Regions from separate parts of the Mus musculus genome. Here region 2 is linked to region 1. Evidence: chromatin loops called from intact Hi-C (ENCODE). Cell type or tissue: heart. All regions are shown on one strand. Links, peaks and the distances in the headings refer to the core of each region. The heading gives the core; the rest is flanking DNA.

What was found. Hi-C counts contacts between places; a loop is a spot of excess contacts. Peaks named below come from ENCODE experiments on the same cell type or tissue, not always from the same donor. Only the 100,000 strongest peaks of a DNase experiment are listed, where the experiment ranks them.
Region 2: a loop joins it to region 1, with 17 times the contacts of the local background. A loop is called at or near these places in 22 of 42 quality-filtered maps.

The regions. Positions count from the first base shown.
Region 1 is chr2:122,563,527-122,574,593 of GRCm38, forward strand. It overlaps Gm34325 (a long non-coding RNA gene), which reads left to right and starts at 6,167. Exons shown (of 3, transcript XR_003953895.1): 1 at 6,167-6,190. It also overlaps the pseudogene Gm17958. In heart, for the core only: a CTCF peak has its summit at 6,095 (motif pointing right); no DNase peak of the experiment used is centred there.
Region 2 is chr2:122,749,823-122,760,889 of GRCm38, forward strand. No RefSeq gene overlaps it. Among named protein-coding and RNA genes, the nearest start is that of Sqor, 10 kb to the right of the region's middle. In heart, for the core only: no CTCF peak of the experiment used is centred there; no DNase peak of the experiment used is centred there.

The DNA of each region.
Region 1 (11,067 bases), core at 4,568-7,067:
TCCCTGGATATGGCAGTCTCTAGATGGTCCATCCTTTCGTCACAGCTCCAAACTTTGTCTCTGTAACTCCTTCCATGGGTGTTTTGTTCCCAATTCTAAGAAGAGGCAGTGTCCACACTTTGGTCTTCATTCTTCTTGACTTTCATGCGTTTAACAAATTGTATCTTATATCTTGGGCATCCTAAGTTTCTGGGCTAATATCCACTTATCAGTGGGTACATATTGTGTGAGTTCCTTTGTGAATGTGTTACCTCACTCAGGATGATGCCCTCCAGGTCCATCCATTTGCCTAAGAATTTCATAAATTCATTCTTTTTAATAGCTGAGTAGTACTCCATTGTGTAAATGTACCACATTTTCTGTATCCATTCCTCTTTCGAGGGACATCTGGGTTCTTTCCAGCTTCTGGCTATTATAAATAAGGCTGCTATGAACATACTGGAGCATGTGTCCTTCTTACCGGTTGGGACATCTTCTGGATATATGCCCAGGAGAGGTATTGCTGGATCCTCCGGTAGTACTATGTCAATTTTCTAAGGAACCGCCAGACTGATTTCCAGAGTGGTTGTACAAGCTTGAAATCCCACCAACAGTGGAGGAGTGTTCCTCTTTCTCCACATCCTCGCCAGCATCTGCTGTCACCTGAATTTTTGATCTTAGCCATTCTGACTGGTGTGAGGTGGAATCTCAGGGTTGTTTTCATTTGCATTTCCCTGATGATTAAGGATGTTGAACATTTTTTCAGGAGCTTCTCTGACATTCTGTATTCCTCAGGTGAGAATTCTTTGTTCAGTTCTGAGCCCCATTTTTAATGGGGTTATTTGATTTTCTGGAGTCCACCTTCTTGAGTTCTTTATATATATATATGATATTAGTCCCCTATCTGATTTAAGATAGGTAAAGATCTTTTCCCAATCTGTTGGTGGCCTTTTTGTCTTATTGACAGTGTCTTTTGCCTTGCAGAAGCTTTGCAGTTTCACGAGGTCCCATTTGTCAATTCTCGACCTTACAGCGCAAGCTATTGCTGTTCTATTCAGGAATTTTTCCCCTGTGCCCATATCTTCAAGGCTTTTCCCCCACTTTCTCCTCTATAAGTTTCAGTGTCTCTGGTTTTATGTGAAGTTCCTTGATCCACTTAGATTTGACCTTAGTACAAGGAGATAGGAATGGATCGATTCACATTCTTCTACGTAATAACAACCAGTTGTGCCAGCACCATTTGTTGAAAATGCTGTCTTTCTTCCACTGGATGGTTTTGCTCCCTTGTCGAAGATCAAGTGACCATAGGTGTGTGGGTTCATTTCTGGGTTTTCAATTCTATTCCATTGGTCTACTTGTCTGTCACTATACCAGTACCATGCAGTTTTTTTTTTTTTTTTAATCACAATTGCTCTGTAGTAAAGCTTTGGGTCAGGCATCGTGATTACACCAGAGGTTCTTTTATCCTTGAGAAGAATTTTTGCTATCCTAGGTTTTTTGTTATTCCAGAAGAATTTGTAGATTGCTCTTTCAAATTTGTTGAAGAATTGAATTGGAATTTTGATGGGGATTGCATTGAATCTGTAGATTGCTTTTGGCAAGATAGCCATTTTTACAATGTTGATCCTGCCAATCCATGAGCATGGGAGATCTTTCCATCTTCTGAGATCTTCTTTAATTTCTTTCTTCAGAGCCTTGAAGTTTTTATCATACAGATCTTTCACTTCCTTAGTTAGAGTCACGCCAAGATATTTTATATTATTTGTGACTATTGAGAAGGCTGTTGTTTCCCTAATTTATTTCTCAGCCTGTTTATTCTTTGTGTAGAGAAAGGCCATTGACTTGTTTGAGTTAATTTTATATCCAGCTACTTCACCGAAGCTGTTTATCTGGTTTAGGAGTTCTCTGTTGGAATTTTAAGGGTCACTTATATATACTATCATATCATCTGCAAAAAGTGATATTTTGGCTTCATCTTTTCCAATTTGTATTCCCTTGATCTCCTTTTGTTGTCGAATTCTTATGGCTAGGATTTCAAGTATTATGTTGAATTGGTATGGAGAAAGTGGACAGCCTTGTCTAGTCCCTGATTTTAGTGGGATTGCTTCAAGCTTCTCACCACTTACTTTGATGTTGGCTACTGGTTTGGTGTAGATTGCTTTTATCATGGTTAGGTTGGGCCTTGAATTCCTGATCTTTCCAAGACTTTTATCATGAATGGGTGTTGGATCTTGACAAATTCTTTCTCTGCATCTATCGAGATGATCATGTGGTTTTTGTCTTTGAGTTTGTTTATATAATGGATTACATTGATGGATTTCTGTACATTAAACCATCCCTGCATCCCTGGAATAAAACCTACTTGGTCAGGATGGATGATTGCTTTAATGTGTTCTTGGATTCGGTTAGCGAGAATTTTATTGAGGATTTTTGCATCGATATTCATAAGAGAAATTGGTCTGAAGTTCTCTATCTTTGTTGGATCTTTCTGTGGTTTAGGTGTCAGAGTAATTGTGGCTTCATAGAATGAGTTGGGTAGAGTTCTTTCTACTTCTATTTTGTGGAATAGTTTGTGCAGAACTGGAATTAGCTCTTCTTTGAAGGTCTGGTAGAACTCTGCACTAAACCCATCTGTTCCTGGGCTTTTTTTTTTTTTTTTTTTTTTTTTTTTTTTTGGCTGGGAGACTATTAATGACTGCTTCTATTTCTTTAGGGGATATGGGACTGTTTAGATCATTAACTTGATCCTGATTTAACTTTGGTACCTGGTATCTGTCTAGAAATTTGTCCATTTCGTCCAGGTTTTCCAGTTTTGTTGAGTATAGCCTTTTGTAGAAGGATCTGATGGTGTTTTGGATTTCTTCAGGATCTATTGTTATGTCTCCCTTTTCATTTCTGATTTTGTTAATTAGGATGTTGTCCCTGTGCCCTCTAGTGAGTCTAGCTAAGGGTTTATCTATCTTGTTGATTTTCTCAAAGAATCAACTCCGATTTGGTTAATTCTTTGAATAATTCTTCTTGTTTCCACTTGGTTGATTTCACCCCTGAGTTTGATTATTTCCTGCTGTCTACTCCTCTTGGGTGAATTTTCTTCCTTTTTTTCTAGAGCTTTTAGATGTGTTGTCAAGCTGCTAATGTGTGCTCTCTCCAGTTTCTTTTTGGAGGCACTCAGACCTATGAGTTTCCCTCTTAGAAATGCTTTCATTGTGTCCCATAGGTTTGGGTATGTTGTGGCTTCATTTTCATTAAACTCTAAAAAGTCTTTATTTTGTTTCTTTATTCCTTCCTTGACCAAGTTATCATTGAGAAGAGTGTTGTTCAGTTTCCACGTGAATGTTGGCTTTCCATTATTTATGTTGTTATTGAAGATCAGCCTTAGGCCATGGTGATCTGATAGGATGCATGGGACAATTTCAATATTTTTGTATCTGTTGAGGCCTGTTTTGTGACCAATTATATGGTCAGTTTTGGAGAAGGTCCTGTGAGGTGCTGAGAAGAAGATATATCTTTTTTTTTTTTTAGTATAAAATGTTCTGTAGATATCTGTTAAGTCCATTTGTTTCATAACTTCTGTTAGTTTCACTGTGTCCCTGTTTAGTTTCTGTTTCCATGATCTGTCCATTGGTGAAAGTGGTGTGTTGAAGTCTCCCACTAGTATTGTGTGAGGTGCAATGTGTGCTTTGAGCTTTACTAAAGTGTCTTTAATGAATATGGCTGCCCTTGCATTTGAAGCATAGATATTCAGAATTGAGAGTTCCTCTTGGAGGATTTTACCTTTGATGAGTATGAAGTGTCCCTCCTTGTCTTTTTTGATAACTTTGGGTTGGAAGTCGATTTTATTCAATATCAGAATGGCTACTCCAGCTTGTTTCTTCAGACCATTTCCTTGGAAAATTGTTTTCCAGCCTTTCACTCTGAGGTAGTGTCTGTCTTTTTCTCTGAGATGGGTTTCCTGTAAGCAGCAGAATGTTGGGTCCTGTTTGTGTAGCCAGTCTGTTAGTCTATGTCTTTTTATTGGGGAATTGAGTCCATTGATATTAAGAGATATTAAGGAAAAGTAATTGTTGCTTCTATTATTTTGGTTGTTAGAGTTGGCATTCTGTTCTTGTGGCTGTGTTCTTTTTGGTTTGTTGAGGGATTACTTTTTTGCTTTTTCTAGGGCGTGATTTTCGTCCTTGTATTGGTTTTTTTTTCTGTTATTATCCTTTGAAGGGCTGGATTCTTGGAAAGACAATGTGTGAATTTGGTTTTGTCTTGGAATACTTTGGTTTCTCCATCTATGGTAATAGAGAGTTTAGCTGGGTATAGTAGCCTGGGCTGGCATTTGTGTTCTCTTAGTGTCTGTATAACATCTGCCCAGGTCTTCTGGCTTTCATAGTCTGTGGTGAAAAGTCTGGTGTAATTCTGATAGGCCTGCCTTTATATGTTACTTGACCTTTCTCTCTTACTGCTTTTAATATTCTATCTTTATTTAGTGCATTTGTTGTTCTGATTATTATGTGTCGGGAGAATTTTCTTTTCTGGTCCAGTCTATTTGGAGTTCTATAGGCTTCTTGTATGTTCATGGGCATCTCTTTCTTTAGGCTTGGGAAGTTTTCTTCTATAATTTTGTTGAAGATATTTGCTGGCCCTTTAAGTTGAAAATCTTCATTCTCATCAACTCCTATTATCCATAAGTTTGGTCTTCTCATTGTGTCCTGGATTTCAAGGATGTTTTGAGTTAGGATCTTTTTGTGTTTTGTATTTTCTTTGATTGTTGTTTCGATGTTCTCTATGGAATCTTCTGCACCTGAGATTCTCTCTTTCATCTCTTGTATTCTGTTGCTGATGCTTGCATCTATGGTTCCAGATTTCTTTCCTAGGGTTTCTATCTCCAGCGTTGCCTCACTTTGGGTTTTCTTTATTGTGTCTACTTCCCTTTTTAGGTCTAGTATGGTTTTGTTTATTTCCATCACCTGTTTGGATGTGTTTTCCTGTTTTTCTTTAAGGACTTCTACCTGTTTGGTTGTGTTTTCCTGTTTTTCTTTAAGGACTTGTAACTGTTTAGCAGTGTTCTCCTGTATTTCTTTAAGTGAGTTATTAAAGTCTTTCTTGATGTCCTCTACCATCATCATGAGATATGCTTTTAAATCCAGGTCTTGCTTTTCGGTTGTGTTGGGGTGCCCAGGACTAGGTGGGGTGGGAGTGCTGTGTTCTGATGATGGAGAGTGGTCTTGATTTCTGTTAGTAGGATTCTTACGTTTGCCTTTCGCCATCTGGTATTCTCTAGAGCTAGTTGTTATCGTTGTCTCTGGTTAGAGCTTATTCCTCAGGTGATTCTGTTAGCCTCTATCAGCAGACCTGGGAGACTCGCTCTCTCCTCTGAGTTTGAGTGGTCAGAGCACTCTCTGCAGGCAAGCTCTCCTTTTACAGGAAAGGTGCACAGATATCTGGCCTTAGGATCTCCCTCCTGTCCGAAGACGAAGGCCCAAAACAGGACCTCTCCTGAAGCTGAGTTGCTTTGGCCTGTCCCAGAAGCTGTTAGCTTCTGTATTCTACATTCTCACCTGTGCAGAATACTCTTGGAGGAGTCCTGGAACCAAGATGTGTGCAGCTGATGCTCAGGCAAAGCGCTCCCTGGCTTGGCGGATCTCTATCCTCTGGACGGGAAAGTGGCCAGCTGTCTGGGACCCAAAAAGGCCTTAGAAGCTCTGTGGTTCCCGCCTGTCCCAGAAGCTTTTAGCTTCTGTATTCCGTACTCTCACCTGTGCAGAACACACTCGGCGGGGTCCCGGAACCAAGATGTCTGCTGCCGATGCTCAGGCAAAGCGCTTCCGGATTTTGGTAATTTTTTGATGGCGCCAAAAATCACTGCTGTTCAAAAAATAGAGACTTGAGAGGTTAGGAGGAAGAACAATTAAGGAAGTAAAAGATCAACTCAGAATCTCTTATAAAAAATTCCAGCAAGAACAAAATGATGGGAGAAAAATATCAAAGAATTCCAGATTTCTTAGTACTTACCACCTGATTCATCAAGGAAGATCCACCCAAGAATACAAGCAGAAAATTTCAGAAAACTGAGACCTGACAGGCAGAAGGAAACATTGGTTTTCTGTAGTGAGACCGTTGGCCACCAGGTGGCAGGGGTGCCTCAAAGGGGGTCAATTAAAACACAGGGTTTCTCTAAGACAATAGAAAGAAGTTGTCAGGCTCTAGAGGCTATGAGGACGAGGTAGGTGGGTGGGGTTTTAAAGATCGAATTTTAAAGTGTAATTCTTGTGGTGGACACAAAGTTTCTCTCATGCAGGCATTCTACAAACATTCATCATTAATTAAAAAAAAATTCATATATGTGTAGGAGTGTTTTACCTACATGTATGTATGTGCTCCAAGTGAGTGCCTGGTGCCCTCGGAGGCAAGGGATCAATGGATCCCCTGGAACTGGAGTTATAGATAGTTGTGAGCCACCATATGGGTGCAGGGAACTGAACCTCAGTCCTCTGTGGGATCAATAAATGCTCCTAACTGCTGTGCCATCTCCTTAGCCCTGGTGGCATTTCTTCTGTCTCGATTTATTTGTTTTTATTTTAATAATGTTTTTGTTAATTATTTGAAAACTTCATACTGTCTTTTTAAATTATTTATTTTATATTTTGAGATACTTACATAATTTTTCCTCTTTCCTATCCTCCCTCCAAAAACTCCCACTTAAATCTGCTCAGTTGTATAATGTTACTTCCATGTATGTTTTCAAGGCTGGCCATTTGGTATTGGATCACCAGCTAGTGTGCTGGTCCCTGGGGCAGACTATTGCTCCCACTCCCAGCATTCTTCAGTTCCCTGTTGTTCTTTGTGTGGGTAGAAGCCTCCTGGGTTCCCCCTATCTCTTCACTCACTGCCCTGACTGAGATGGTTTTGAAGATGAGGCTCTGGAACAGCTAGAGACCTAATGATAGTCTCTGTGTGGCCTTTCCTAAAGAAACATGTCTAAGTCCCACTGTGGATCTTCCTGAGAGTCAGTGTTGCGTGTGATTCAGACAGAAGCTGTATAGTCAGTATGATCTGGTCTCAGAGGTCACAAGTGTCACCTCCACATCCTAATGCAGAGGGCAGTGAACTATCGCCTGAAGCTAACCCTGCCTGCCCTGTTTTGCCTGCCCTCTGTGCAGCACCCACCAGCACGGGAAGCCTGATAACCTCAGCCCTGGCAATGTTTTGCTGACAAGTCTCTATAGCCTTAGTTTTCTTGTACTTTGAGGAAGAGGCCTCTAAAACTTCCTAAAGTCAAAATGATGAATTTAGACCCTATGAGTTTCGTTTTGTGAGAAGTTAAAAACCTAGAATAGTAGCAAATAGGCCACTGTAAGATTTTTACCTAATTCATTTTTTCTTTAGAGAAAAAAAAAACTTTATTTTACTCTGGGTGTTTGGCCCAAACCCTAAACACTAGTGATATCCACACAGTTTAAAAACACTCTACACAACCATTTCCATTTTAATTACTGGATTAGATTCCCCCCTTTGATCTGAAACTCTTCAACCCTATTTTATCAATCCGTCAACTTCTTGAAGGATTTTGAACTTTGGGGAAATCTTGGATCTTGCTGAAGCTGAATTTTCAGTGCTTGATGTGACTGGGGTAAAAATGCGCATTTTCCAAAGGACAGACAGTATCACCTGGCTGCAGGCCCAAGATGTAGGTGAGCAAAACCCGACACTATTGAAGGACACACTCTGCCTGTATCTCCTGACCTCTGATATGGCTGGCAGGACAGCTCCTGGTTCATCCCATAGAACTGCCAACGGCCTTGGCAAGGAAGCAGCCCCATGAAAGGGAAATGTTTTGGGTTCTAGGCATACACGATGATCCGTTGTCACCTGGATTGATTGTAATGGTGTCAACTACTCAACAGTTGGTCTGTACTGTTACTCCTTAACTGGAGTAATCTGAATCCCTATCTTTGTAGTCTCATTCAAGACACTTTTACTGGAAACCACAAGCCAGGCCCAGATCCTCTCCCTGCTGTGTGGAAAAGCCACAGCTGCCAAAAGGCGATTGGCATGCCAAATTTTCACTCTTTGGAGCCAGTTCTTTAGCATTTGTAGATCCCTTGAAAAGCACAGGAACTCCTCCAAAGCATCCTTCTAGAGTATTTATTTGGTTGAGAGTATTGGAAATTCGTCTTTCAGGTTGTAATGCATTTGCAGGGTGTGGGTGCCCACACATGCTCCTTCCTAAAGCCACAGAGCAGACTGCGTTCCACCTGTTCTAGGTACGGCAGCTCCCCACTTGGTGGGGACTCTGTGCCTTGCTGCTGAGTGACAGGCACCCCAATAATATTTTTAATATTATTAAATATTATAAATTATATAAAATATATAAATTTTAAACTATAAAGAAAATGTCAAAACATGTAGTATGGTGCCAGGGGAAGTCCCTTGGGTGTCTGGAAAGAAATAAACTACCCAAGCCAAGGGAATGTCCAACATTTGGTAAATGCTATCTCAGAAAATAGTCACTAACTATTCTTAGTTACTCTCACTTTTGGGAAAGGGGGTAACATCTAAGTCTTAGGGTTCCTATTGCTGTGATGAAACACCATGATCAGAAACAACTTGAGGAAGGAACCCCACAGCTTATATAAGCCCATTACTGAGGGATGCTAGGCAGGAACTCAAGCAGTGCTGGTACCTGGAGGTCTAAGCTGATGCAAAGGCTATGAAGGTAATGCTGCTTACTGGCTTGCTCCTTGTGGCTTGCTCATCCTGCTTTCTTATAGAACCCAGGACCCCCATCTCAAGAGTGGTACTGTCCACAGTGAGCTGTGCCCTCCCACACAGATCATCAATCACGAAAATGGCTAACAGGCTCGCCTACAGACCAATCCAGTTGGGGGGTATTTTCTTAATTGAGGTTCTCTCTTCCAAAATGACTTTAATTGATATCAAGTTGACATAAAAGTAGTCAGTACACACTCCCAGAAATTGTAAAGACCTGCTTGATTGACCTCTGTAACGGAGGAGTTGGAACCAAACCACCATGTTTTCCTAGACTCAGCCTGGGTGAGTCAGATTCTCAGGAAAAGATCTACAGTTAGGGGTCAGCCTCAGGGCTGACAGAGTCTTTCCTAACCCATACTAAATAACAGGAAGTTAACAAGGTTGTAAGCAAACTAGTAGCTTACTATTAGCTGTGGAGCAGACAGTTCTGCTTTCATTATGACAGAAGAACATAGTAATTTATAAGAGAGCTAATTCAACCTCTAGGCAGTGGGCTAGAGAGTCTCTAAGTGTCCTCTTGGTGATGGTCAGCCAGCAGGGGACTGAGTGAACTCTAGAGTGAAGGGGATTGACGGAGTTTTCTCTGAGCTCATCTAGGTAGCCATCTTGGGTCTAGAAAACAAACAGTAATGAATGAAGGCTTGTGTGTGTGTGTGTGTGTGTGTGTGTGTGTGTGTGTGTGTGTAAATTCCAAAGATCGTGACTGAAGCCAAATCAAAGCTAGTGCCCACACCAATGACCAGCCCATATTGCATGAGTGTATTTCCAGGGTTTCACGCAGTAGACAGGAAGATACTTTTGTTGTGTTTATGTTCTGTCTTACTGACACATTACCTGGGTGATGTGGTTTTTTTTTGGGGGGGGGGTCAGTTAGTCACAGCAGCTCTGCACGTGTTAGATATTTTTGTAATGTGGTAAATAACATAAATCTTTTCCATTAGTTAACCTATCTTCACCATCAAATTGCTCAGCCCCTCAGATTCTTTGCTGAGTCTACACACACACACACACACACACACACACACACACACTTAAGAAATTTCCCCCATGAGAGGAGCGCATTTCTGCCGCCAATCAGTTCACTTCAGGCTCTTCTGATGACTGATCACCTGGATCGCCAAATTACAAAATCAGGCACCCTCCCCCACCAACTAAAGTACCTTAGTGCTCCTGCTTCTTGGGCTGCTCTGTAAGCTTGGTAGCCAGGGTTCTTTAATTTGTGAGGACTGGAATCCTGATCCTAGTTATCTTGTAGAAAGTGATGCTGACTCTCCTACCACACACCTGCCCAGTCTGAACCTTCGCTGTTGGGAATCCATGTTTTAGTGGCGGTGACTTTGAAGGGTGTCATGTGCACTGGGAGAATCTCTTGTTAAATGTGGGCAAAGGCAAGGACACCAGATACTGATTCAATAATACAACCACAGCCTCTTATACCTGTGCAGCAAGGTGGATGTCTAATATGGCTCTGCTCCAACTCTAACCCCTCCAGGGTACCAGCTACTGGAGCTTGTGCAAGAGTTTCCCTGCTGGTCTTACATCTTTACTTTGGTCCCTTGTGAGCATGAGATCCCCAGGGGAATTTCCATCATATTCTAGAATTCAAGTCTCCTAATCACCTCACTCTTCGCTTCCTGTCTAATTATCTTTGGAACACAGAGTGTCAGCATTTATTCTCAAAGGAAGCTAGTGTCCATGGGTAGTGGACACATAAGGTAAATTTCCTGCTTGGTAAGAATGCTCTATGTCTAGGTGCCTTCTAGTGAGGTGGGGTTTTGTTTTGGGTCAAGCTGGACTGGATCTCCATCAATCCCCCTGTTTCTGCCTCCTAAGTGCTGAGTTACAAACATACACCCCCATTCTCCTTGCTCCCTTCACTGGTAAATCCTGGGATGTGTCAGGACTGCCTGTCTGTCCATACACTTCGGGTAGGTTAAGGTTCTAAAAACTTCATTGCAGATGGAGAATATTAGCTTTTGAGGGCAAAAGGGTTCTCTTTGAGAGAATTTTCAGTGGGTCAGGATTGCTCCAAATCATTTGACTTTTTTTTTTTAAATCCATTGAAACATTCCAGATTGTTCCATTTGGATTAGAGTATTTAGAACCTAATTGAAGCAAAAGTGACCTTTCTTGGGTAGCTGCAGGCTAGAACAGTTTCCCTTATCTGTACTCTGCTCATTGTCCAGTCTCCTGAGGTTTCCCTGAGATCCAAATGTGTATTCTGAGGGGCATAGCAAAAGATGCCGATTCTTTTGCAGTAGTTATTATCTGATACAAACAGCACTTCCTTCATCTCACCAGCTAAAGTATGGTCTACTAGGAGGGCAA
Region 2 (11,067 bases), core at 4,123-6,622, 190 kb after region 1:
AATAATTGTTTTTAAAAAAAACTACCAGTCCACTCATGAAATCCCATCCAGACAGATGATGGAAGTGCCATCCAAGGCTGGTTGGAGTATCCAACTCCATGAAGTTAGCTTTTCTTTGAGAGTAAATATAACTATAAGCTGGGCATGAGCACAGCCATGGGTAATGGCTGGAGAGTTGAACGTTTGAGGCTAGCCTGGGCTACATACAACCTGAGGCCCTGTCAAGAAACCTGAAAGCCATCACTTTAGTGGTTTGGTAGGAAGTACTTTAAACTGTAACTGCCTGTGTAAATGCTGCCTTTAAATAGGAGAGTCCCAGCAGTAGAGTATTGTAGGTTGCATTCAAGGGTGATTGTCTTTGGAGAAGGCAGAACTTGGAACTTTCTCTGAGAACTCTGTGTATATCTGTTAGTGTTGGCTCTATAGTTCTCATCAAACTCATTATATACTTAAGACACATCATATATTTTACCATAGCATATATACTTTATTCCAAAGCCATGAGTTTTAAAATTGAGCCTCCAAACATAATTGTCCATATATTAAAAGTTGTTCAGCTTCTATATTTTCTTTTGGATGAAGAGAGTTCATGTGTCTTCTGTTATTCAGATCCAGTGGATGGGTGGGTAGCATTTATGTTAGTTTACTCTTGCTCTGCCTGCGTGTGTGTGGCCAGATTCCATCTAGTACGCAAGGCAGAAACTCTAAGTCAAAATTCATTCAATTAAAACAAACAGCAACAACAACTGGCTGGCAAGATGGCTCAGCGGATAAGAGAGCACTGACTGCTCTTCCGAAGGTCCTGAGTTCAAATCCCAGCAATCACATGGTGGCTCACAACCACCTGTAATGAGATCTGACACCCTCTTCTGGTGTGTCTGAAGTCAGCAACAGTGTACTTATGTGTAATAATAAATAAATCTTTGGGCTTGAGCGAGCAGGGTTGACCTGAGTGAGCAGGGCCAACTGGAGCAAGCAGAGGTCCTAAAAATTCAATTTCCAACAACCACACAATGGCTCACACCTTCTGTACAGCTACAGTGTATTCACATAAATTAAATAAATAAATAAATAAATAAATCTTTTTTAAAACAAACCTCAAAACCTCATGTCACCAAACAGCAGTTTGGAAAAACAAAACATTTTAATGCAACAACCTAATGACAAACTAACTTGGTATGTACTGAAGAAAGTTGGTAGGGAAATATTACAAGCCATCATTTTCTATAATTGAGCTATTAAGTTTCTGTAGGAAGGAAAAGCTTTAGTGTGCACAGTAAAATCTCTGCAGCTTACAACATATAGTGATCTCGAGTCTTAGCCGAAGCATCTCAGGCAGTGTTATCTCTGTGCTGTGACAGTTTGTGTAGCACAAACTATTGGGTGTTGAGTACCAAGGCTGCTATGGAGGATCACAGTGTTGGTAAACTCCGCGGAAACACCTTGAGTACCAAGGCTGCTATGGAGGATCACAGTGTTGGTAAACTCCGAGGAAACACCTTGAGTACCAAGGCTGCTATGGAGGATCACAGTGTTGGTAAACTCCGCGGAAACACCTTGAGTACCAAGGCTGCTATGGAGGATCACAGTGTTGGTAAACTCCGAGGAAACACCTTGAGTACCAAGGCTGCTATGGAGGATCACAGTGTTGGTAAACTCCGCGGAAACACCTTGAGTACCAAGGCTGCTATGGAGGATCACAGTGTTGGTAAACTCCGCGGAAACACCTTGAGTACTAAGGCTGCTATGGAGGATCACAGTGTTGGTAAACTCCGCGGAAACACCTTGAGTACCTTATCTGCTGGATTTTTAATTAATTTTCGATTGTTGAACATTCAAAGATATTTTACTGTTGCCAAATGTTTCATGGTCCCTACATTTAGTTATATGACTTCATCATACAGGTTCACAACTCACAGTTTAAGAAGATGAGGTTTCCACCACTGCTTTTTGAGTTGTTGGCCAATTGGGCCACATAGACTCCCACACCCAAGCATTCCAGGCTATTGTCTATATTCTTGACTCCCCTCCATAACTTCATGGTAAGACCTTAATGTGAAGACATCACACACTTGATCACAGAACATGGAGAAATCATGCTAGCACTCACCAGGAACTTTGATCCCTTTGGCTACCATCCATGGTTTTGAATGGTGCCATGCAGGATGCTGGAGGAGCATCACTCTGCTGTGAAACCTCAAGCCTCAACGGTGACTTGCCTGACAGATCTGCCCACTGGTGTCATAGTAGCACGACCAACCACTCTGTGACTGGATCTCAGGTCCCCTTTATGTGGGGTAACCAATGTCTAGCACTGTTAAAGATGCTCATGATTAGACAGGTAGGTCATAGGCCTTGGGAGAATCTGAAATTATTATCCTGCTAAATCAACATAGTATTGAATGACTCCTAATCATTTACATGGATGAGAGCATCTCTCGATCTTCATCAGAGGAGTTTCTAGCAGTAGATGGCAATTAACAGATGCTCCCCCCACCCCGCCACCCATGCCACCAGAATCATCAATGTGCAGAGAACAAGAGACTGTGGCATAGTTAGGCATCAATGGGGGCACATATATCACATACCCCCCCCCCCAAAGTGCTCTGGGACCTTTGTGGAAGAAAGGGCAAAAAGGTTGTAAGAACTGGAGGAGTTAATAGCATCAAAAAGTGCTTTCCAGGCACAACAAGGCAGTTGTCCTCACAGCAATCATGACAGCATGCACAAGACTTGCACATGCTCCAGCCTGGAAGAAAAATCTCTGCACAGAGGGCAGAAGGTAGGTATGCTAATCCCACCACTAGCTGAAGAGCCATTGGTATTTGATAGCTGCTGAAAGAGTCCGAGTTCAAAGGTGGGTAGAAGATCCTCTTCTTCCGGACCTTTCTCAAGAGAAATCCCCTTGGTTGGCTAAGCCCTTCACCTCACTCTGCATTCTGGAGGGTGATCTGCTTCTTGCAAAAGGTATGCTCTGCGATCGAGGGAATCCACTGGGTGACATCTGAACAGGGCTGGGAAACTTCTTGTGATTGCTGAGACTCTGTGATACATTTTGCATGGATTCAGCACCAACACTGATGTGGGCTGTGCAGTTCTTGCCACCCAGGGGGCATGGCAAAGATGGGCTCCTCTGCTAAGGGAAGCAAACACCAACCTTCCCAAAGGGGCAGGAGAACTGGCTGAGTGGCAAGGTGGAACCCATGCCAGCAGGTCACAAATGGGCATGTGTGTGTGTCTGTGTGTGTGCGCATGCTGAAGTCATACATGTTAGCCAGATTCACCACTAAACTACACCTCTGGTCCCTCAGACTGGTTCTCTAATACAGAAGGGAGTAAAGCATGGAAAGGACATCTAGGCTCTGGCCAGTGCCAGGTCTATGAAGATCTGTAGCTCTGGACGGAGACAAAGAACCAAGGTCAGCCACACTGGGTCCTCTGTATTCCAGACCAGCAAGCCAGGAGCACGAGTGGTAAGTCTCTATTATGATGTGTTCCCAAGGAAGTATCTACAGGCCTACTCTGGTTATAGTTAATATATCTTTAAAAGTGTACTTACACATTTTAGTCTCATTTAAAAACATCTTCAGAGCACAGTCTAGACTAATATTTGACCAAATAACTGGGTACCGTGACCTAACCAGGCTATCATGTAAAACTCACCATCACAGTTGGGTTTTGGTGTATATTTGAGTATATATAATTGACTCTAACATCTATCTATCTGTCTGTCTGTCTGTCTGTCTGTCTGTCTGTCTGCCTGCCTGCCTGTCTGTCTATCCATCCATGTCTATAATAAAATGGATTACATACATATAAAGAAAAGATTATTACAATATAGTTCTTCAAACTTGGAGATAGCTAGGAGGCTTCTATTCCCTGGATAACCAACGATACTGTTTTCATGCCTAATTACATGTATAATTAAGCCAACTAGGTTCCAAGATCTTGGGTATCAAATAAATTCAAAGACAACAAATGGATTAGAATGTAAAAAATACCTGTCATATGTACTGTTTAGCATTATATCTTTTCATCAACAGAAGGCTTCTCAGATCTCTCAAGGATCGGCTTGAAGATGACGTGAGCAATTACATACTAAGCCCAGGTGAAACATTTTTAACAACCGACTAGACCACACATGGAGCAATGCTGCCATCTCCTGGTGGTTTGCAGTATCGCACGCCCCTAGAGCAGATTCAGTAATAACTTCACTTGCTTTGATGACATTAAGTTAAGCCTTTTTGAAAGTTTTTTATATTACTATTAATTGTTTTATTTATTTACATCTCACTCTGCAAATCTCCCATCCCATACCCCTCCTCCTTGCCTCTAAGAGGGTGCTCCCCACCCACCCATTTGATTGTAGAAGAATGCAAATTAATCCATTTTTACCTTCTTGTACAAAGCTCAAGTACAAGTGGATCGAGGACCTCCACATAAAACCAGGTATGATGAGGAAAAAGTGAGAAGGAGCTTCGGACACATCAGCACAGGGGGACATTTCCTGAACACACCACCAATGGCTCATGCTCTAAGATCAACAATTGACAAATGGGACCTCATGAAACTGAAGGCAAAGGACACTGTCAATAGGACAAAATGGCACATCGGATAGAGGACTAATATCCAAAATATACAAAGAACTCAAGAAGTTAGACTTTAGAAAATCAAATAACCCAATTAAAAAATGGGTTACAGAGCTAAACAATTCTCAACTGAGGAATCTCAAATGGGCAAGACGCACCTAAAGAAACGTTCAACATCTTCAGTTATCAGGGAAATGCAAATCAACGCCCACCTCCCGAGATTCCTCACACCTATCAGAAAGGCTAAAATAAAAAACTCAAGTGACTGCACATGCTGGCAAGGGTGTGGAGAAAGAGGAACACTCCTCCATTGCTGGAGGAATTAGAAGCTGCTACAACCACTCTGGAAATCAGTCTGGCGGTTTCTCAGAAAACTGGAATTATTTCTACCTCAAGACCCAGCTATATCACTACTGGGCATATACCCAAATGTTCCAACAAATAACAAGGACACGTGCTCCGCTATGTTCACAGAAGCCTTATTTATAACAGCCAGGAGCTGGAAAGAACCCAGATGTTTTTCAATAGAAGAGTAGATACAGAAAATGTGGTACATTTACACAATGGAATACTACTTGGCTATTGTTTGTTTGTTTTGATGCAGAGTCTTATGTACTCTATGATGGCTGCAAACTCCATGATGTGGATGGTTCATGTGTCAGGGAGCACATGTGGTGGTCAGAGGAAACTTTGTAAACTTATCTCTTTCCTTTCATCTTTATGTGAGATCTGGGAATTGAATTCAGGACATTAAGCTTGCATGGCAAGTGACATTATGAATGAAGCCACCTCAAATGCAGTTTCTTAACATGAGCTTTTGTTTAAACAGTGAGATATTTAAAGTATCCGTAACACATTTTAAAGCTACATTTTTCTCTAACTTTTTGAGTTTTCTGGTTTGATGTTGGACTTGAGGGCTTAATTTTTCCCCTCTTGAAATCATGACCAATCGATTTATTATCATATATCTATCAATTTATCTTTCTACAATCAATTCAGTTAGCTACCATCTATCTGTTTCATCACAATCATTGATTATGCTTAGAATCCTTTCCTAAGAAAAGCACCGAATGCCCGCTGTGGAGAAAGATCTGGAAATCCTGTATCTTTTCACCTGCCTGGATTGATTGGGCCTGGGGTGAGCACTTGGCTCAAGGGCAAGCAAACTGTGAGCTCATCAGTGAAGTACTGGCCGGGCAGAAGAAGTTCTGCCTACATGGAACCCAGAGTGACTCAACTTGTGGGTGACAACTCCTTTGGGGGGTCAAATGACCCTTTCACAGGCATTACTTAAGACCATTGGAAAACACAGATAGTTACATTACAATTCATAACAGCAGCAAAATTACAGTTGTGAAGTATCAAGCAAAATAATGTTATGGTTGGGGGTCACCACAACATGAGGAACTAGAATAAAGGGTCACAGCATTAGGAAGGCTGAGAACCACCGGCTTAGAGGATTCCCTTTATTAACTGGAAAAGAGTGGAGACATAGAAGCTGAGTGTTAAGTGGTTACTGTTCTGCAATCCATGGATTTGTATTTCTTTTGAGGTGAACAAAGTATCACAGTGTCTCAAGATGCTTGGGATTCTGCCTAGCTTCTGTGAAACCTGGTACCAGGCTTCTTCTAGGAGTTGGATACTGGGCTGTTTCCTGTTTTCTGCTTTTCCACATTTTAAAAATAACATAATATTTCATATCCCATTCCATTTATAAGATAACATTATCAATTATCTATTCGATATAGCCACAACCCACAAACATTTTTCATTGTCTTTGGTAGCTTTAGCATTGTGATGGCCAGAGAGTGGCACTATTACAAGATGTGGTCTTGTTGAAGTAGGTATGTCACTGTGGGTGCGGTCTTAAGACCCTCATCCTAGTTGCCTGGATGTATTCAGCTAGCAGCCTTCAGATGAAGATGTAGAATTCTCAGCTTCTCCTGCACCATGCCTGCCTGGATGCTGCTATGTTCCTGCCTTGATGATAATGGACTGAACCTCTGAATCTGTAAGCCAGCTCCAACTAAATGTGTTTTTATAAGAGTTGACTTGGTCATGGTGTCTGTTCATAGCAGTAAAACCCTAACTAAGGCAAGTACGTTACAGTTTTCAAAGAATTGTACTTGTATTGTTTAATAATAAAGGGGCTGCCTAGGGGACTGTGTATCTCTACACTCTTAAATTCAGGAATTCATAGAAAAATATGCCAGTGACCAGGATCTTGATTCAGTCCTACAGTCTTTATTATTTGTATGGCGTTTTTCTGCCTTTATCTAATTTCATATTTGTATCTCTGGGCAGATCTAGATTTCTTAGATCTACTTCCAGCTGATCTGTAGATCTGCCCCAAGCCAGGGTTGTTTGGCTCGCATTACCTTCTAACAACAACAGGAAGGCATAGAAATAGAAGTGGGGTGCAAAAGTTGAAGCACACATGTGGAAGCAGTGGGGCTAGGAACTGATTCTGGGAAAAGCCCAACACTACTGCACCACAGCAGAATTTTCTTAAGCGGGAGCCTTAGGAGCAGGGGAGAAAATACATGAATATAAATTCCATCTGCTAATTTTATAGATTCAGTCTGGCACTAAGGAAGAACAAGGGTGGAGAGGGTGTGAGCTTCTCTTCCACAGAGAGCTCAGCAGCAAGGCTGCTTTAACCCTGGACAATACCCCCTGTAGACATGCAACAACCAGACAAGCTGTGGAAGAGACTGGCTCTGGAGCCTTCTTTTGGGATCATAATGTGACTCAGCCTGGCTCATTTTGCCCACTGTGTGGTATGCGTGTCATCCGAAACAACCAGTTCTGCGAAAGAGAATGGTATCAGGTGACCACATGTGGAGCTGGGAGAGCAAGTCTCAAATCCACCTCTCTGAGGGAGGATTTCGTGTTTATTTCTCTATCCTAAGGGTATGAAAGGTGATGGGAAGGTAATTAAGAGGAGGTGTTGGGTGTTACATCTGAATGCTTTTTTCCGCTAATGCTTTATCTTCTGTTGCCAAGACTTGACAGAAGATATATCCTAAGCACACGGGCTACCACTCACCAAGCCACTGGAGTGAGCTGATTAGGAGGGTCCCCACAGTACCAAGGAGGTCTGTAGACCATGGTTGATTGTAGAACTGAAGTTTGTGAACATCCATGGACATCAGATGGGCAGTCAGCAGGATTCGTTTGCCGAGGGCCAGGAAAATGATCGGTGAAGTGCAGTGTCTTCTTTGAATCAGGGGGGAAAACATTCACTAATATTCATCATCAACAATAAGAGTTATCACATTATTAGGCAAGGAGTTAGATTGTAAATTCTTTAGGCTTTGTGGGGTCATAGGCCCCCAGTATAGCTGCTAAAATCAGCTGTTGTAGCATAAAAATAAACAGCGAATATATTAAGTGGGCGTGGCTACGTTTTAATATGATTTTGCTCATAAAAATATGTGGTAGGCAGGCTTTGGCTCATGGGCTATTAGTTGATGATCCTTGATCTATCTATATCTATATATTGATGTCTGGGAGAGAGATGCATGATAATGAAAGACAATGTGAGAAAATCCTCATCAGCCAGAAGTCACGATGCTTTGCTCAACTCTCAAATGATTCAGCTTTAAGATCTGGAGCCCACCAACTGAAGAGGTGGATGAAGGAAGTTCACTGCCACATGGGCAGTAGACCCACGATGACTTCCCAGGCCTTCATCAAAGGGACTCGTGCCATTGGCTTTCATAACACTATACTGGGAAAAGGGGATAATTAGACATTTTCAGGACTATTGGATAGAGGATCTGAGCTAGCATTGATACTGATAGCAAATATATATTGCCCCCCCTTTTTTCTTTCTAGAGAGCCTTATGTGGCCCTTTTATTCATTATCTTAGGGAATGGTTCAGAGCACCATTCATGTAGCAGAGCAGCACATTAAGGCACATAAGGGCATCAACTTCAAATGAAGGAGGTGTGGACCATGGGAACTCCTAGTTGTCACAAATTACACCACCTTCCAGAGGTAACTGGAGCTAATGTGCACAGTCACAGCTGAAACACTAGCTCAGAGGAGAGCTGGAAGGTTAGTGCCATTTCCCAGGACACACTGTACTTAGTACGTTGGTGATGGGTTTCCAGAAGCAAGGATACAAGGGTCTGGAACCCAGGCGTTGTGATGTAGATTGGCCTTATCATCACCCCACCCCCACCCCCAGTGGCTCTTACGAAGGATCCATGACAGTACTGGAGACCTACCCAGAATGATGGTTTGCGTTATAACACTAGGTAGGTCACCAGCACCTGCTATGCTGATATTTGAGAGCAAAGTAAATAGAGGAGAAGGTGGTTACTCATTATGGCCCAAGGACAAAATGTGATCATAAAGGACTATAATTCAGCTTCCTTTTTGAGTGGCATTCGAGGAAGGAGTAGGCTACAAGGGCTATGGAGGTGTTATTATTCTCTGGCCCTGTGAGAAGTAGATTTTTTTGTGGCCCAAAAGGTGTAATATAGTGGTCATGAGAATACACTCTATAGACTTTCAATAACAGGGTGCCTACCTGACCACATAGCTTAGTAGTGTCTTTTCTCTGAGACCCTCTACTGCATTTGTGTTGAGGTGTGGTTACTGACTCCTGAGCTCAGTAGGGATGCTGAAGCAGGTTCAGCCCTGAGAGGAGTGTTAGCTACAGTGTTTGTGTAGAAGGCGAGGTAGAACCAGAAGCAAGACTTCTGGTTCAAGTATTACTAAGAATTTCAAAATGGCAGCCCCAGTGCACAAGTCAAGTGGAGGCCCCATGTGGCTTGATGGGTTACATTCTCATTAACCTGCTTTTACTTGGAAAACATGCATTCGGCTTCAGCTTTCCTGCACTAGATGGGGTGATCTGTGTTTCCCCTCTTCATTTGTTAATATTGTATATTACACTGATCAGTTTTTGTAAGGGAACTCCTCTTTGCGTACCAAGAATAAACCTTACTTAATATTCATGGTGTATAATCCTATCGACTATGCTATTGAATTTAGTTTGCTAGTACTGAGATGTTAATTATCAGAAACAGTATAACTTTTCTCATACCTTTGAATGAGTTAAGAATTTAGTCCTTCCCATTTGGTTTTTGGGGAGAGTTTGAGAAAACTTGGAGTTAGCTCTTCAAATGTTTGGTAGACTTCATCTGGGAAGGCTTTGAGTCCAGGGCCTTTCTCTGCTGATAGATGTATTAATTACTGATTCAACCTGATTACTTGTTATTAGCCTATTTGGATCATCTATGCTCTCATGATTTATGTTCTCATCTTAGTCTTGGTGAGTTTTGTGATTTTTCTGAATTTGTCTATTTCATGTAGATTATCAAATTTATTACTTTATAATTATTCATTCTTATAACCGTTTGCATTTTGGTAGAGTTGGTAGTTATGTTTCTCTCTATTAGTTTTCTCATTGCTGTCGCAAAGTATCTGGCAAGAAGCAACTTAAAGCAGGGTTTATTTTGTCTTCCTGTTCTGTTCTAGGAGACACAATCTGTCAGAGCAGGGCAAGCATAGCAGGTGGCAGATGTTGGGGGTAGGGAGGCTGCTGGTCACCTTGCAACTGCAGTCAAGAAGCCAAGAGTGAGCAGAAGGTTTGATGACCTTCTGAAACAGTGCCACCATCTGGGGACCAAATGCTAATATATGAGCCTACTGGAAGCACCTCACAGTCAAACTACAATAATCCACATTTACATTTTTATTGTAATAATTTCAGTGTTCTTTCTATATATCTTCTTATGAGATGGGGAAGCCACTATGCTGCTCAAACTAGCCTTGAAATTTTAATTCTGCCTCAGTTTTCCAAGTAACTTGGATCACAGGTGTTCTGCCTCAGTTTCACAGGTGTGCATCATTGTGCTGTGTCCTCTTTATAGCATTTTATTATTTTTCTGTATTCCTTTTAGATTATGTTTACTTTTGTTTTAATTTTTGTTGTTTTTCTACTTCTGTTAATTTAGGGGTTATCTTTTTTTTTTTCCTAATTGCTGGAGTTATAAAAGTAACTTGTCAATTTGAGTACTTGGGGCTGAAATGGAAGAGTCACTTAGGGAAGAGCCACAGAAACAATAGTATTACAGGCTTCTTCAGTATCTAGATATTGGATCAGACACTGAAGGCTAGGGACAATCTGTCTCTATCACCTTTGAATGGCAGTTTCAATGGACATAGGATTGTTGGTGCATACTTTGAGTATATTGGCTAGCTGCATTATGATCTCTGATTTCTGGTGAGAAGCCTCATGACATTATTGTGGACCCCTTGTATGTGGTGAGCCATTTCAGTCTTGATGATGACTTCAGAAGGCCCGGCTTATGCACCAACATGTGCTTTTACCCACGGCTTCTAGAACTTAGTCTTATATAATGCCTTCAGCCCCACCTATGAATGTGTAGTCCTCTTATCACAATCACCTCAAAGGTCTCACCTCTTATTACAGATACAATGGCAATAAAATTCCAACAT